Linked DNA regions of Homo sapiens: region 1 is linked to region 2. A link is a loop called in an ENCODE intact Hi-C map of the cell type or tissue named here. Cell type or tissue: dorsolateral prefrontal cortex. All regions are shown on one strand. Each heading gives the region's core, and the rest is flanking DNA. Links, peaks and the distances in the headings are about the cores only.

What was found. Peaks named below come from ENCODE experiments on the same cell type or tissue, not always from the same donor. Only the 100,000 strongest peaks of a DNase experiment are listed, where the experiment ranks them.
Region 1: a loop joins it to region 2, with 8 times the contacts of the local background. A loop is called at or near these places in 59 of 110 quality-filtered maps.

Annotation. Positions count from the first base shown.
Region 1 is chr19:36,169,466-36,172,373 of GRCh38, forward strand. No RefSeq gene overlaps it. Among named protein-coding and RNA genes, the nearest start is that of COX7A1, 18 kb to the left of the region's middle. In dorsolateral prefrontal cortex, for the core only: a CTCF peak has its summit at 1,434 (motif pointing left); a DNase peak (open chromatin) is centred at 1,416; H3K4me3 peaks cover 498 bases; H3K27ac peaks cover 318 bases.
Region 2 is chr19:36,059,428-36,062,335 of GRCh38, forward strand. WDR62 (WD repeat domain 62) reads left to right here. Exons shown (of 32, transcript NM_001083961.2): 3 at 541-603. Among named protein-coding and RNA genes, the nearest start is that of WDR62, 6.0 kb to the left of the region's middle. In dorsolateral prefrontal cortex, for the core only: CTCF peaks have their summits at 1,200 (motif pointing right) and 1,402; a DNase peak (open chromatin) is centred at 1,204; H3K27ac peaks cover 1,339 bases.

The sequences.
Region 1 (2,908 bases), core at 219-2,718, 110 kb after region 2:
CAAAGTCTTTGGTTACAGCCTGGACAAGTTTCCTGGATTAAGCTCCAAGGTGCCAGGAAGTCTGGAACAATATCTCCATATCAAAAACAATGAAGCAGCTGGCACAGGGGCTCACGCCTGTAATCCCAGCCTGGGCGACAGAGCGAGTCCTTGTCTCTAAACAAAACAAAACAAAAACTGCTGCTGCCATAGCACAGGTCTCATTTAGGAATGGTTTTGTCAACTTGCGGGACAAATGAGCTCAAACTCAGTATAAATGGCCAGCTGGGGGATGCCATCTCTGCTGCTCTGTATCGGTTTACATGAGGACTTAGCTGCTAGAACAAAAAAGCACCAACATATGTGGTTTAAAGAACACAGAATTGCCAGGCATGGTGGCTCACGCCTGTAATCCCAGCACTTTGGGAAGCTAAGGCGGATGGATCACTTGAGGTCAGGAGTTCAAAATCAGCCTGGCCAACATGGTGAAATCTCGTCTCTACTAAAAATACAAAAATATTAGCCGGGCATGGTGGCGGGTGCCTATAACCCTAGCTACTCAGGAGGCTGAGGCAGGAGAATTGCTTGAACCTGGGAGGTGGTGGTTGCAGTGAGGTGAGATCGAGCCACTGCACTCCAGCCTGGGCAAGACTCCGTCTCAAAATAAATAAATAAATAAATAAATAAAAACAGAATTTACATACCAACGGATCTCAATATAGGGGTCTTATTTGGATCTTGATATAAACAAATATTTTAAAATTTATGACTTTTTTTTTTTTTTTTTTTTTTAGACAAGGTCTCACTCCAGCCTGGGTGAGGTGACAGAGTGAAACTATGTCTCAAAAAAAAAAAAAAAAAAGAGTCCTTATATCTTAGAAACACATAAACACATACTCATTTTTTTTTTTTGGTGGCATGGTGTGATGTATAGTGTATTAGCTATCTATTGCTAAGTAACAAATTTTACCCCCAAATGTAGCAGTTCAGTTGACTTTCTCTTGAGAGGGAGTCTCATTCTGTCGCCCAGGCTGGAGTGCAGTGGCACGATCTTGGCTCACTGCAACCTCCGCCTCCCGGATTCAAGCGATTCTCCTGCTTCAGACTCCCGACTAGCTGGGATTACAGGCGCCCGCCACCACGCCCTGCTAATTTTTGTATTTTTAGTAGAGATGGGATTTCGCCATGTTGGCCAGGCTGGTCTCGAACTCCTAAATTCAGGTGATCCGCCAGCCTCACCTTCTCAAAGTGCTGTGATTACAGGCATGAGCCACGGTGCCCGGCCACGCAGTTCAGAACAATACTTATTTATTATCTCAGTTTCTGCGAGTGTAGAATGTGTGGATGGTTCAGCCCTGCCACAATCACACAGCGGGTGGGAAGACCACAGGAGTTGCGGGTTGTAGGTGGGAAGGGGACCTGCCCTCGGGCGGACTTTGGTGCCGCTCTGCTGCCATCTTGTGGCGGGCACAGAAACAACTGCCCTTTCCACCTGGTCCTTCCCATACTCTAACCATTCTTGGTATTTTAGAACTTGCTATTCAAAATTTTTAGTTTTTATTCTCCCAGTTGCTGAACAGATGATAAAGTCACATGGTTTAAAATTCATGAGGATAAACAGGGTCTTCCTCTCCCTGGGGACTCTAGGTTTCTTTCCAGGGGAACTATTCTATGTTATTTCTTTTTTTCTTTTCTTTTTTTCTTTTTCTTTTTCTTTTTTGAGATGGAGTCTCGCTCTGTTGCCCAGGCTGGAGTGCAGTGGTGCGAACTCGGCTCACTGCAACCTCCGCCTCCTGGGTTGAAGCGATTCTTCTGCCTCAGCCTCCTGAGCAGCTGGGATTACAGGCGTGCACCACCACACCCGGCTTTTTTTTTTTTTTTTTTTTTGTATTTTTAGTAGAGAAGGAAGTTTTACCATGTTAGTCAGGCTGGTCTCAAACTCCTGACCGCAGGTTATCCGCCCGCCTCGGCCTTCCAAAGTGCTGGGATTACAGGCATGAGCCACCGCGCCCAGCCACTTACTTGTTTCTTGTGTATCTTTCTGGGAAAAGTTCATGTATATACAAAAGCAAACAACACACACATACACGACCAACAACAACAAGAGCACCCCCCAAAACATGCCCAGCCTTTCCCAGTAATAAAAGGATAATTTGTTCCTGGCCAGGTGTGGTGGCTCACACCTGAAATCCCAACATTTTGGGAGGCTGAGACAAGAGGACCACTGAAGCCCAGGAATTGGAGACCAGCCTAGGAAACACAGTGAGATCCCTTCTCAACAAAAATAAAAATAAAAAAATTAGCTGGGCGTGGTGGCCCATGCCTGTGGTCCCAGCTACTGGGAAAGGCTGAGGTGAGGGAATCACTTGGGCCTGAGAGGCAGAGGTTGCAGTGAGCCAGGATTGCACCACTGCACTCCACCCTGGGTGACAGAATGTGACCCTGTCTCAAAAATAAAAAATAAGGCCGGGTGCGGTGGCTCACGCCTGTACTCCCAGCACTTTGGGAGGCCGAGGCAGGCGGATCACGAGGTCAAGAGATCGAGACCATCCTGGCTAATGCGGTGAAACCCTGTCTCTACTAAAAATACAAAAAATTAGCCAGGCATGGTGGCGGGTGCCTGTAGTCCCAGCTACTTGGGGGGCTGAGGCAGGAGAATGGCGTGAACCCGGGAGGCGGAGCTTGCAGTGAGCCGAGATTGCGCCACTGCACTTGGGCCTGGGTGAAAGAGCCAGACTCCATCTCAAAATAAATAAATAAATAATAAAAAATAAAAAAAGGTTAGTTATTATGATCCTGCCAGCATCTCAGCTACATGAATGCGTGGAGTTTTTCAGTATTGTTCCCTGCTGATCTCCAGTGTCTGGAACAGTGCCTGACACACAGTAGGTGCTCAGGAAATATATTTCAGTTCGTAATGATGGGAAAT
Region 2 (2,908 bases), core at 177-2,676:
TCTCTCTTTTTGTTTTGTTTTGCTTTTTTGAGACAGAGTCTGGCTGTGTTGCCCAGGCTAGAATGCAATAGTGTGAATAACAGCTCACTACAGCCCCAACCTCCTGTGCTCAAGCGATCCTCCCATCTTCACCTCCCATGTAGCTGGGACTACAGGCACATGCCACCACAGCCAGCTAATTTTTTTTAGTGGAGATGAGATCTCACTCTGTCGCCCAGGCTGGTCTAAAACTCCTGAGCTCAAGTGATCCCTCCTGCCCCATACTCCCAAAGTGCTGGGATTATAGCCAGCTTAAGGTCTTAATTAGCCTAGGGCCTGACAGACATTACCTCAGAGGAAGTGTTGGTTTCTATTTAAGAACATAGCAATGTTAAAGTGCCCTAGAATTCTCAGCGTAAACACCTGGAGGAGGGGGAGGAGGAGGAGACCAGAGAGAACCGAGGGAGCTTGTTTATTTGTGGGCTTTTCTGGTGGGAATAGAATCATCCCAGGACCCCAACACTCCCCACAGTTGAGGCACATTTTCCTCTTTCTTCCCAGCTGTGTGGTGGTGATTTTGGACCCCAAGGAGAACAAGCAGCAGCACATCTTTAACACCGCCAGGTAGGCTGAGGCCTGGGCCCGGGGCAGGGGTGGAACCAGGGGCTTGGCACGCCTCCCCTCCCCTACACAGCCTGGAGATACTCATGGGTAGGTGCTCACTCATTCACTTACATGTTGGCTCAGCAGCATTCGCCTGTGCTGGGTGCTGTTCCGTGTGCTGGGGACACAGCAGTGACCAGAGGAGACGAGAATCTCTGCTGGCTAGAGCGAGACAGACTGTAAACTAGTCAGCAAATTACGGGCTGATCATGATCAGTGCTATGGAGGAAATGATGGAGGATGTCTTCGGGCAGGTTTGTGGGCAGAGAATAGGAGGAAAGCCTTATCAGAAGGCTCAGGGAACGCTGCCTTGACTCTGAGACCTGAAGGAAGCGAGAGGGTGACCCATAAGAAGCTGTAGGGAGAGCGCTTCAGGCAGGGGGCACAGGAAGGGCAAAGGCCCTGCAGTGGTTAAGAATCTCCGGCGCTTTAGAAGCAGCCAGGGATCTGGGTGCCTGGAGAAAGGAGCAGGGAAGATGAGGCTGGACCAGGCAGAAGCCACATCCCGTAGGCCTTGCAGCCTTGTAGAGGGTCTGCATAGCATGCTGAGTGCAGAGAGCAGCCACAGGAGGGCACCACAGGCCAGGAATGTGCTTTTCACCCCCAGCCCTCCAGCAGCTCTATTCCCTGCTTTGCTTTTCTCCACAAAATTTGCTCCCATCTCTGATATGCTGTCCAGTTTCCTCATTGATGGTATTCACTGTGGGTCTCCCTCAGTGTGAGCACTCTTGAGAGCAGGGACTTTCTCTGAGTTCATTTCTGTGTCCCTAGCACCAAAGAGCAGTATCTGGCATATTGATGGCTATTTTCTAAGAGAAAGACTTAACATGATTTGGGTTTTAGAAAGATCCCTTCAGCTATAAGTTTACTGGGGAAGGACCCGCTCCTCTGCCTTGGGGCTAACTGATCACTGCTACCCTGGGGATGTGGTCCCAATAGGGCTGTGACCTTTGGAAGGCACACCATGTCCCTCCTTGGCATAGCTCAGGCTCAGCTCCTTTGGCCCAGTTCTCCAGGTGGATGGATAAGGAGTGGGTTTTCTCCTGCCCTTATGGTCCCTAAGGTACGGTCCTTAAGCTACGGCAGGTTCTTGTTATCTGACAGAAGTGCATTCCCTCTTGAAAGTGGCTTTTTGGACCTTTTGCTCCTAACTGTGGGTTCTGTTACTGGTGATAAGGGCAGAGCTGGGTTCCATTCCTGGCTCAAGCGTCTATTCACTGTGGAATCTCAGGTGAGACACTTCTTTCAGAGCCTTGGTCTCCTCTGAAAATAAAATAGCTGCCTCCAACTGGGAGAGCATTCATAAGGCAGCAGCTACAAACCAGAGTCACACACACTTGCCCAATATAGTATGTTTTAAAGGTTGGATAAGTGGACAACATTTCAAGTTTTTTAACACAAAAATCCAAATGTCCCTTTTGTTTGGAGAAGTGAGAAATTCTCTGGCCTCTGGGGCCCAAATTCCCCTGTGGCAGTGAGGGGCTGAGCTTAGTGAAATTTGTCAGGCCCGTTGTGGCCAGTTCCTCACACCTGTGTTGCCTCCCTAATCCCTGTAGGCAGTGGAGTGGGTGGCCTGGATCTATAGTAGATGGTATGCAGGTGTCCGCCCTTGGCCACCAGTGGGTGTGCATTAGGAGGTGGTGTGGCCAGTGTGGGGATTTTCACTCCAACTGCATATCAGAATCACCTGGTCCCTGTGCCTCACCGCCCCCCCACCGCCACGCAAGAGAAAGCCAAATCAGTTGATCTGGGATGAAACTTGGGCATTGGCAATTTTGAGACTTTTTATATTGAAATAATTTCAGACTTAGAATAGTACAAAGAGCTCCTATATACCTATGTACCTTTCACATATTTCACAAATGTTAGCTTTTTTTTCTTTTTTTTTTTTGGACACAGAGTCTTGCTCTGTCACCCAGGCTGCTGGAGTGCAGTGGCACAGTCTCAGCTCACTGCAACTTCCACCTCCCGGGTTCAGGTGATTCTCATGCCTCAGCCCCCCAGGTGGCTGGGACCACAGGCATGTGCCACCATGCCCAGCTAGTTTTTTGTGTTTTAGTGGAGACGGGGTTCATCATGTTGCCCAAGGTGGTCTTGAACTCCTGAGCTTAGACAGTCTGCCTGCCTCAGCCTCCCAAAGTGCTAGGATTACAGGTGCGAGCCACTGCACTTGGCCAAATGTTAGCATTTTACCACATTTGCTTTATCATTTTTTGTCTATATACATATTAATTTGTTCTGAACTATTTGAGAATCAGTTGTAGAC